Regions from separate parts of the Homo sapiens genome. Here region 2 is linked to region 1. Evidence: read pairs that join two places in POLR2A ChIA-PET (ENCODE). Cell type or tissue: Caco-2. All regions are shown on one strand. Each heading gives the region's core, and the rest is flanking DNA. Links, peaks and the distances in the headings are about the cores only.

What was found. Peaks named below come from ENCODE experiments on the same cell type or tissue, not always from the same donor. Only the 100,000 strongest peaks of a DNase experiment are listed, where the experiment ranks them.
Region 2: POLR2A ChIA-PET joins it to region 1 with 9 read pairs; 8 of 35 experiments call an interaction of 5 or more read pairs at or near these places.

Annotation. Positions count from the first base shown.
Region 1 is chr17:48,158,058-48,163,432 of GRCh38, forward strand. SKAP1 (src kinase associated phosphoprotein 1) reads right to left here. Exons shown (of 13, transcript NM_003726.4): 11 at 4,412-4,512. Among named protein-coding and RNA genes, the nearest start is that of MIR1203, 4.2 kb to the left of the region's middle. RefSeq lists an enhancer at 2,302-2,847. In Caco-2, for the core only: no CTCF peak of the experiment used is centred there; a DNase peak (open chromatin) is centred at 2,714.
Region 2 is chr17:48,087,841-48,093,212 of GRCh38, forward strand. The region is part of intron 1 of CBX1 (chromobox 1); the gene reads right to left. It also overlaps the pseudogene RNU6-1201P. Among named protein-coding and RNA genes, the nearest start is that of CBX1, 11 kb to the right of the region's middle. In Caco-2, for the core only: no CTCF peak of the experiment used is centred there; no DNase peak of the experiment used is centred there.

The sequences.
Region 1 (5,375 bases), core at 178-5,177:
TCTCAGCTACTTGGGAGGCTGAGGCAGGAGAATTGCTTGAACCCGGGAGGTGGAGGTTGCAGTGAGCCAAGATCATGCTATCGCACTCCAGCCTGGGCAACGAGAGCAAAACTCTGTCTCAAAAAAAAAAAAAAAAAAAAATGCGATAAATAGCTCTCTTTCTGTGATCATTCTTGCCCAAAGGCAAGACTAAAAGATTCTCCTCTGGGCCGGTTGCGCTGGCTCACGCCTGTAATCCTAACACTTTGGGAGGCCGAGGCGGGCGGATCACGAGGTCAGGAGATCCAGACCATTCTGGCTAACACAGTGAAACCCCGTCTCTATTAAAAATACAAAAAGAAAAAAAAAAAAAGAAAAGAAATTAGCCAGGCATGGTGGCGGGTGCCTGTAGTCCCAGCTACTCGGGAGGCTGAGGCAGGAGAATGGCGTGAACCCAGGAGGCGGAGCTTGCAGTGAGCCGAGATTGTGCCACTGCACTCCAGCCTGGGCCACAGAGCGAGACTCTGTCTCAAAAAAAAAAAAAAAAAGAAAAAAGAAAAAAAAAGATTCTCCTGAGTTTGGTCCTAGGCTTCTAAGATTCAAAGTTGGATCATGCTTGGGTGACTATTAAGAAACAGCAGAGGCCGGGCGCAGTGGCTCACGCCTGTAATCCCAGCATTTTGGGAGGCCGAGGCGGGCGGATCACGAGGTCAGGAGATTGAGACCATCCTGGCTAACACGGTGAAACCGCGTCTCTACTAAAAATACAAAAAATTAGCTGGGCGAGGTGGCGGGCGCCTGTAGTCCCAGCTACTCGGGAGGCTGAGGCAAAAGAATGGCGTGAACCCCAGGGGGCGGAGCCTGCAGTGAGCCGAGATCGCGCCACTGCACTCCAGCCTGGCAACAGAGCGAGACGCCTTCTCAAAAAGAAAAAAAAAAAAAAAAGAAACAGCAGGGAGCAGCAGGAGCCTACGACTAAAGCTGCCATCCTCATTTCCCCTGCCACCTCCATCTCACCTCCCCTTCTAGATCCTCTAACCTCTGCACTCCGGACTCTGCCTTTCAGAATACTTTTATCAGATAGAGAGAGAGGGGGAAACCAGATGTATTTATGAGAACTGAAAACAAAAGAGCTGGTAATTTAAAAAAATTCTTTTTTGTTTAAACTGAATAAGTAATTAAGGCTAAAACACATTTTTGTGTGGAACTTCTTTAGCAGTTTTGCAGTGTCAGGCCCACCATATTTAGAATGGGAATGTCTGAGGTAGAAGGATTCTTAGATGCTATCCAACTCCACGCTCTCTTTTAACAGGTGAAGAAACAAGTCCACTTAAGCTGAGCTGCACACAGCTGCATCTGTGTCTCTCAGGGAAACAGATTTCCCTAGATTCCTAAACAGCAGGCCCTTCTTGTCCAACAGAGCTTCTACTGGACAAAAAGAAAAGTAAAATAGAGCTTTCTAGACACCACTTTCCGGGACTAAATTCAACTTGGGTCAGTTCTGTCCTTACAGGCGTGAGAGGCAGCTGCAGAGTGTAACGGACCCCAGCAAAAGAAGGCAGCTGAGGCTAAAGTGGGAATAAATTAGGATCTATTTGAGAGAAAATTCCAGAGATGAGGCACTACTGAACTTCTGAATAGACAGATGGCTGGGAATGGTAGTGGAATCTCGTTTTCTATCTGTTTGAATTTGTTCATTTGTGCTTCTTAGAAGCAAGGCGATGAATAGATTGGGTGGCCTTTTAAGGTTCCCTCCTGTCCAAGGACTATTATTGAATTAGGTAATATAATACAGGTGAATCAAAACTGAAATGCTCCCCAAACCAATGTTAACTGGAATGCAGCTTCATGAGGGAAAGTTCAGCTGAGCTCTTAACTTCTCATTTCCTCTTTGATATGCAGGGATTTGCAACATGGGGAAGGGAGCCAGCTGGTGTAGCTTTTTGGGAAAGAAATATGCTACTATTAATACAATGGTACAGGATGAAAATGGACTCAGAACCTTCCAGAAGAGAGGAGAAAGAAACTGATAGAAACAGGGCAGTGAGGTATTCTCATTGAATTAAACCCTGATATATTTGCTTTCTTTTCTTCTTTTTTTCTTTTTGGAGACAGAGTCTCACTCTGTCACCCAGGCAAGAGTGCAGTGGCAATCATGGCAAAAATCATGGCAGCCTTGAACTCCTGGGCTCAAGTGATTCTCCCAGCTCAGCTTCCAGAGTAGCTGAGACTACAAGCATGTACCACCACACCCAGCTATTTTTTTTTAAATTTTTTATTTTGTAGAGATGGGATCCTGCTATGTTGCCCAGGCTGGTCTTGAACTCTTGGGCTCAAGCATCCTCCTGCCTCAGCCTCCTAAAATACTGGGATCACAGGCGTAAGCCACCATGCCTGGCCTATGTTAGCTTTTAGTAACAGAGAAGGGGAAGAGGTTTTTTTTTTTTTCTTTTTAAAGATTGGATTGGTTCCCCATGTTCTTTGAGATTTCTTAAAAATACAATAGCCACTGTAACCACAGACAGCTCCATACTGCAGGACAGGTCACCGCACAACCCCTTCTAACTAGAGGAAAGGGACCCCCAGTGAGAAGCCATTAACAAAGGCAAAAGACATGCAAAACAAACAAAATAATCATGACAGAGAGAAGGCCAGCAGCCAGTCTGGCTCTGTTCTTCCCCCCTCCTGCTGCAGGCACCTCCAGACAATGTAAACAGTTAATTTGTTCACCTGCAGGCTCTGGGCAAACAGAGGCCTGGTCACACCTGAGTGGATAACTCGATTACCCCTGTAATGCCAGTGTGGTAATGTACACAAATTCTATTACACGGCAAACCTTGCTTTCGGGCATTTGAAATACCAATCAGGCCAATGTCCACTCCCTTTTTTGCTTCCAATTTATTCTTGGTGTGTATTGGAGCCACACAGAAATGGCACTAGGGTGGTACTGAGTTAAGGATCCAGGATAAATCACTAGAAGATTGTGATCTCACTCAACAAGGCCTGCAGGCCTCCTACTCTCTTGCAAACAAAGGGTTGGATTTGAATTGGGTCCATATTTAAAGGGGCCTGATTCTGTTGGAACCATAGAAAGGTGCTGTGGGTTAGACCTAGACTGTTTCCTAAGGTGCTTATGGTATATCTCAAACCAAGACAAACCTTTGCCCAAGGTAGTAAAATTCACAGAATAAAGATAAAAGATACTGACACATAAAAAAAAGAAGAAAGATAAACGATAAATGACAGATTAATAACCAACGGGTTTTCAGTTTTCCCTTATGGAATCCACATACTCAGCAATTAAAGAGCAAGTTGTGCCTATTTCAAAAATGTGTTTGTAGAGATTGATTGGCTGCATAGAGAGAGGACTTTTTAATAAGTGCTAGGGACAGAGCCTATTATTTTAGCCCACCTATAGAATATGTATGGTCTTTCTTTACCAACATGATGCTACTGATCCCCCAAACTGTAGCCCATGAGTTCTGAATCTTCTTCACATCAGTGATTGATCTGTAATAATCCATCCTTTTTTTAAAAAACCAGTTTGTTTACGGTCAACACTACTATTTGTAAGATGGTTAGCTGGAACTAGGGGTTAACTTATGACTGAGGAAGAGAATAAAGTTAGCTGGCCTGTGTGGGATTGAATTCACTCTCTTGGCCTTATCAGCAATTGCTCAAACCAATTGAGTTAACGAGCTCTGACTCCTCCCCCATACATAATTATGTTACAGTCTTGTTTATCTATAAATGAAATAAGAAGGCAGCTTACCTAGCCAGAATGTTTTCAATAGTATTACATGGTAATAAATTATGTACATAGTGATGACCTTTAAGCACAAGTCCCTGAGAAAGATTAAATTTTGATTGGCATGGTTTTGGTATAATACCAATTTTATTGCATTTTTTATTTTATTATTTTTATTATTTATTTATTTATTTATTTTTGAGATGGAGTCTTGCTCCATCGCCAGGCTGGAGTGCAGTGGCGTGATCTTAGCTCACTGCAAGCTCCGCCTCCCGGGTTCAAGCAATTCTCATGCCTCAGCCTCCCAAGTAGCTGGGACTACAGGCATGTGCTACCACACCTGGTTAATTTTCTGTAGTTTAGTAGAGACTGGGTTTCAGCATGTTGCCCAGGCTGGTCTTGAACTCCTGAGCTGAGGCAGTTCACCAGCCTCGGCCTCCCAAAGTGCTAGGATTGCAGGCGTGAGCCACCACGCCCGGCCTAGCCTTGTATTTTTAAATGTGAAAATGGTTCCTGAATCTGGATTTTCATTTAAAACTTTTCCTAACAATTATGAATAAATGGGAATTTATATTGTGAGGGAGCCATGGGAAGTGTATGACATGGAATAATTCTGTTTATGGTGACTAAATCAAGAATGAAAAAATTGACTTTCTATTTAAGCCCCACACTTTCTGTCCTTACCTTGCTCAGAATACGGATGAGGTCACCCCGTTGGAAGGACAGTTCATCTGGCTGGTCACCATGGCAATCCCATAGGCCCTGGTAGTAACTGGCATAGTCTACTGATCAAAGAGAGGAGAAATCAAAGTTAAAAGGACTCTATTTTTTCCGAGGTACCCATGTTTTTGCTGCAAATGGAAACCAGGGTTCTGATATTGCCCCTAGGAAACCTCAGATTAAGGGGAGTTGAGATGAGATACAGCCAAACACTCAGCATGAGCAAAGGACTATGGGAGAAGGAGATCATTAACTAACATTAAATATTTACAGATCACTCCTAGTAGGATGCCGTTCAACAATATGATAAATATATTTATTTATTAATAAAAGAAAATCAGGCAGGTAATTTTTCACTTGGTTTGTAAGTAAGCAGTGCAGAGGTTTCCCGCCAGACTTTCCTGATCCAGGGCAACTAACTATCTAGTTTTTCTCTTCATTATGCATTTGAAGGATCAGAGTAAATCTGTGACTTCTGCCTATTTACAAGAAAGGCTTAGTCAGCCAGCAGGCTTCTGGATCACAGCTCACTTTTCGGCCTTCTTTGTCCATAGGAACTTTGTCCTGGGAACTTCCCACCTAGGTACTATATGAGGTAATCACCAATAAATACTGAAACGAATAGCCCAGTCTTTAAGTGGAACCAAGGGGGTGTCTCATCCATTACAACTAAATTCTGGGTGGGCTGGCCCTTTTCCAGCATCTCATTTGTAGACCTTGAACATGTCTGCCAAGATTTATCTGCAAGCCCCAGGGGAACAGAAACCAAAGTGATCTGCATTAAAAATGAAAGCAACTGAAGACGACAAACCAAGCTTTAGAAGCAGCTGGAGAGATTTACTGAGCTTCTCAGCAGAACTAGATGGCAATGATGCCACAGGACAGCCATCGATTCTTAACAATGAAGAATTTGTATTGATCTTCTACC
Region 2 (5,372 bases), core at 373-5,372, 70 kb before region 1:
CAGAGCCTGGCAACAGAGCGAGACTCAGTCTCAAAAAAAAAAAAAAAAAAGAAAACAGAAAAAAGAAGAAATACAGATGCCTAGACCCCACTCCACAGCGAATACATGAGGAAGTGGTGTTTTTAAAGCAGTTAATTTTTTCTAATTAAAATCATATATTAACATTCAATTACAAAAATATATAACGTGGCCAGGCGCAGTGGCTCACGCCTGTAATCCCAGAACTTTGGAAGGCCAAGGCGGGCGGATCACAAGGTCAGGAGTTTGAGACCAGCCTGGCCAACATAGTGAAACCCCCATCTCTACTAAAAATACAAAAAATTACCTGGGCGTGGTGGCAGGCGCCTGTAATCCTAGCTACTTGGGAGGCAGAGGCAGAAGAATTGCTACAACCTGGGAGGTGGAGGTTACAGTGTGCCAAGATCGCGCCACTGCACTCCAGCCTGGGAGACAGTGTGAGCCTCCGTCTGAAAAAAAAAAAAAATTTATTTTTCTTGTTGCCAGGTGCGGTGGCTCACGCCTATAATCCCAGCACTTTGGGAGGTCGAGGTGGGTGGATCACGAGGTCAGGAGTTCGAGACCAGCCTGACCAACATGGTGAAACCCCATCTCTACTAAAAATACAAAAATTAGCCGGGCGTGGTGGCGCATGCCTGTAATCCCAGCTATTCAGGAGGCTGAGGCAGGAAAATCGCTTGAACCCGGGAGGCGGATGTTGCAGTGAGCCAAGATCACGCCACTGCACTCCAGCCTGGGCGACAAAGCGAGACTCCATCTCAAAATAAATAAATAAATAAATAAAAATTTCTTACTTTTGATTTTTTTAAAAAAATACTTAAAAATATGGACTGCTTCATGAATTTGTGTGTCGTCTTTGCATAGGGGCCATGCTAATCTTCTCTGTATCGTTCCAATTTTAGTACATGTGCTGCTTAAGCAAGCACCAGTTTACCATTTTATACAATGCAATGTATCTTTGACATTATTCCATAAAGATCTCCATCCCTAACAGCTGCCATAGTATTCCATTGTATGGTTTCCTTTATTATAATGAAGAATGCTGTTTTGACATTGGCAGCGAGCCAAAATCACACCACTGCACTCCAGCCTGGGCGACACAGCAAGACTGTCTCAATAAAACACAAAACAAAACAAAAAACCCCAAAACTTGTTTATAGTATCCCAAGGAATCCAGGAACAGCATAAATCTGAATCAAGAGTAATTAATTCATAGCTCAATTTTAAAAGCTGGCATCTGCATCTTTTTTTTTTTTTTTTGAGACAGAGTCTCACTCAGTCGCCCAGGCTGGAGTGCAGTGGTGTGATCTCGGCTCACTGAAAGCTCCACCTCCCAGGTTCACGCCATTCTCCTGCCTCAGCCTCCCCAGTAGCTGGGACTACATGTGCCTGCCACCACGCCCGGCTAATTTTTTTGTATTTTTAGTAGAGAGAGGGTTTCACTGTGTTAGCCAGGATGGTCTCTATCTCCTGACCTCGTGATCCGCCCATCTCGGCCTCCAACAGTGCTGGAATTACAGGCATGAGCCACCGCGCCTGGCCAGGCATCTGCATCTTTCAAAGCTCCACAGGTGATTTTGATGAACATTCTTGGATAAAAGCTACTGCTGTAAGAGGATTGGCAAAAACCATATTCCTCAAGTGAAATTACACACATTACTGCAGACATAAATCAGTTCTCGGGGCCCAGCACGGTGGCTCACGCCTGTAACCCCAGCACTTTGGGAGGCCGAGGTGGGCGGATCACCTGAGGTCAAGAGTTTGATACCAGCTTGACCTACATGGTGAGAGCCCATCCCTACTAAAAATACAAAATTAGCTGGGCGTGGTGGCACATATCTGTAATCCCAGCTACTCGGGAGGCTGAGGCAGGAGAATCACTTGAACCCGGGAGGTGGAGGTTGTAGTGGGCCGAGATCGTGTCACTGCACTCTAGCCTGGGCAACAAGAGTGAAACTCTGTCTCTAAATAAATAAATAAATGGCAAAAGGAATTTACCTTCCAAGGAGTAAAGAAAGGAAGTAAATTCTGGATACAAACAGAAAATTTTAACGAAATTTATTTGTGACTTTTTTTTTTTGAGATGGAGTCTGGCTCTGTCACCCAGGCTGGAGTGCAGTGGCATGATCTCGGCTCACTGCAACCTCCGCCTCCTGGGTTCAAGCAATTCTCCTGCCTCAGCCTTCCAGGGCGTGCACCACCACCCCTGGCTAATTTTTGTATTTTTAGTAGAGATGGAGTTTCATCATGTTGGCCAGGGTGGTCTCGATCTCGACCTCATGATCTGCCCACCTCAGCCTCCCAAAGTGCTGGGATTACAGGCACGAGTCACTGCGCCCGGCTATTTGTGACAAAAATTTTAAGATTTCTGATGACCTATGTAAGTACAAAAATCAGTTTTGGTAATCCACACAGTAAAGTTCCTTAAGAAACTTTGAAGATTGTGATTTCAACCTCAGTTTTTATTTACATGTATATATTTTTTTCTAGCCAATCACCCAATTAAATAAACAGTCTCAGAATTCATATAGCTTTTGCTGTACTCAAGACAAAAATATGGGAATCAGCTCTGATTCCTCATCCTCCATATCCAGTCTCTCACTAAATCCTGGTAATTTTATATCTTAAATATCTTCCAATTCATACTTTTTTCCAGCCCCACTGCTGCTGCTCTATTCGAAGCCACCATCATCTCTTGCAATGGGTAACTCCTGATCCAATTCATTTTCAACACTAGCCAGTGATTTCAAAATGAAAATCTATCTCTTCACATCATTATCTGTGGGCATTTGAGCTGAAGGCCCCTGCACCTACACCTATCAATCATCATTACCTTGCGCTTTGCCCAACTTTTCACTTAACCAATTTCCTTAGCTTAAATGTCACTTCCTTAGAATTCCTTCCCTAGAGCCCCAGACTGGGTTAACTCTGTATGAACATGCTCCTATTGTATTCATTCACATAACAATTATCTACTGGGCACCTATTACGTGTAAGGTGCTGGAAAAATGGGGTAGACAAGACAGACAAAATCCTTGATCTCTTAGACCTTATTATTCTAGTGCAGACAAGTGAGTGAGCACTATTGAGTGTGTGCACACATGTGTTTGCAAAGCATGGCACAGACAATAAACAAGAAAATATTACTGATAAATGTTACAAAGCAAATTTCTTTAGAATAACATTTAAACAGAAACCCGAACTACAAGGAGACAACTCAGCCAAAATAAGAAAAGCACTCCAAGGTTAGGGAATAGTTGGTTTGAAAGTCCTAAGGTGAGAATGAGCTTGCTTTATCTGAGGAAAAGAAACATGGCCAGGTGGAAAGACCTCGACTAGACTGAGGGAATGGGAGGCACGGAGAAGATGACAATTATTTTGCATATCACTTCTTACTTCATTCCTTTTTCCATCTAGTTCTTTTTACCATTCCATTTTCTTTCCCCCTCTTTTAACCCGTTTAGGTTGAAGATCTAGTCAGTTAATGGCTATCAAAGTTCATAACTGCAGATCTTCTAGCTTTTTTTTTTTTAAGATGGAATTTTACTCTTGTTGCCCAGGCAGGAATGAAGTGGTGTGATATCGGCTCACTTTAGAACTCCGCCTCTGGGGTTCAACCGATTCTCCTGCCTCAGCCTCCCAAGTAGCTGGGATTACAGGTGCCCGCCACCATGCCCTTTTTTTTTTTTTTTTTTTTTTTTTGAGACAGAGTCTCACTCTTGCCCAGGCTAGAATGCGGGGGCATGATCTTGGCTCACCGCAACTTCTGCCTCCAGGGTTCAAGTGCTTCTCCTGTCTCAGCCCCACCAAATAGCTGGAATTACAAGCACGCGCCACCATGCCCAGCTAATTTTTTGAATTTTTAGTAGAGACGGGGTTTTACCATGTTGGCCAGGCTGGTCTCAAACTCCTGACCTCAGGTGATCCACCAGCCTCAGCCTCCCAAAGTGCTGGCATTACAGGCGTGAGCCACCACACCAGGCCTAATTTTTGTATTTTTAGTAGAGAGGGGGTTTCACCATGTTGGCCAGGCTGGTCTCGAACTCCTGACCTCAGGTGATCCACTCACCTCGACCACTCAAAGTACTCAGGTTACAGGCGTGAGCCACCATGCCCAGCCAGATCTTTTTTTTTTTTTTTTTTTTTTTTGAGATGCAGTTTCACTCTTGTCACCCAGGCTGGAATACAATGGTGCCATCTTGACTCACCACAACCTTCGCCTCCCAGGTTCAAGTGATTCTCCTGCCTCAACCTCCCGAGTGGCTGGGATTACAGGCATGCGCCACCATGCCCAGCTACTTTTGTATTTTTAGTAGAGATGGGGTTTCTCCATGTTGGTCAGGCTGGTCTCGAACTCCTGACCTCGGGTAATCTGCCCGCCTCGCCCTCCCAAAGTGCTGGGATTACAGGACTGAGCCACCATGCCCGACCAGATCTTCTACCTTTTAATACTATCTATTAAAAAAAAAATAAAATTAGCGAGGCACTGTGGCTCACACCTGTAATCCCAGCAGTTTAGGAGGCCAAGGCAAGGGTTGTGGAGTGGTTAAGGCCATGAGTTTCAGACCAGCCTGGGCAACACAGCAAGACTCCATCTCTCTCTCTCTCTCTTTTTTTTTTTGAGAGGGAGTCTTGCTCTGTTGCCCAGGCTAGAGTGCAGCTATCTTGGCTCACAACCTCCACCTCCCGGGTTCAAGGGATTCTCCTGCCTCAGCCTCCTGAGTAACTGGGATTACAGGTGCCCGCCGCTGCACCTGGCTAATTTTTCTATTTTTAGTAGAGACAAGGTTTCACCATCTTTGCTAGGCTGGTCTCGAACTCCTGACCTCGTGATCCACTTACCTCAGACTCCCAAAGTGCTGAGATTGCAGGCGTGAGCCACCGCACCCAGCTGCGAGACTCTATCTCTAAAAGATTAATTAATTAATTAGGCCGGGCATGGTGGCTCAGGCCTGTAATCCCAGCACTTTGGGAGGCCGAGGTCGGCAGATCACCTGAGGTCAGGAGTTTAAGACTAGCCTGACCAACATGGAGAAACCCAGTCTCTACTAAAAATACAAAATGAGCCGGACGTGGTGGCGCATGCCTGTAATCCCAGCTACTCGGGAGGCTGAGGCAGGAGAATCGCTTGAACCCAGGAGGCAGAGGTTGCAGTGAGCCGAGATCACACCATTGCACTCCAGCCTGGGCAGCAAGAGCAAAACTCTGTCTCAAAAAAAAAAAAAAAAAAAGAAAAGAAAAGAAAAGAAAGAAACAAATTAGTTGGGCATGATGGCAGGCGCCTGTAATCCCAGCTACCCAACTACTTGGGAGGCTAAAGCAGGGAGAACTGCTTGAACCCAGGAGGCAGAGGT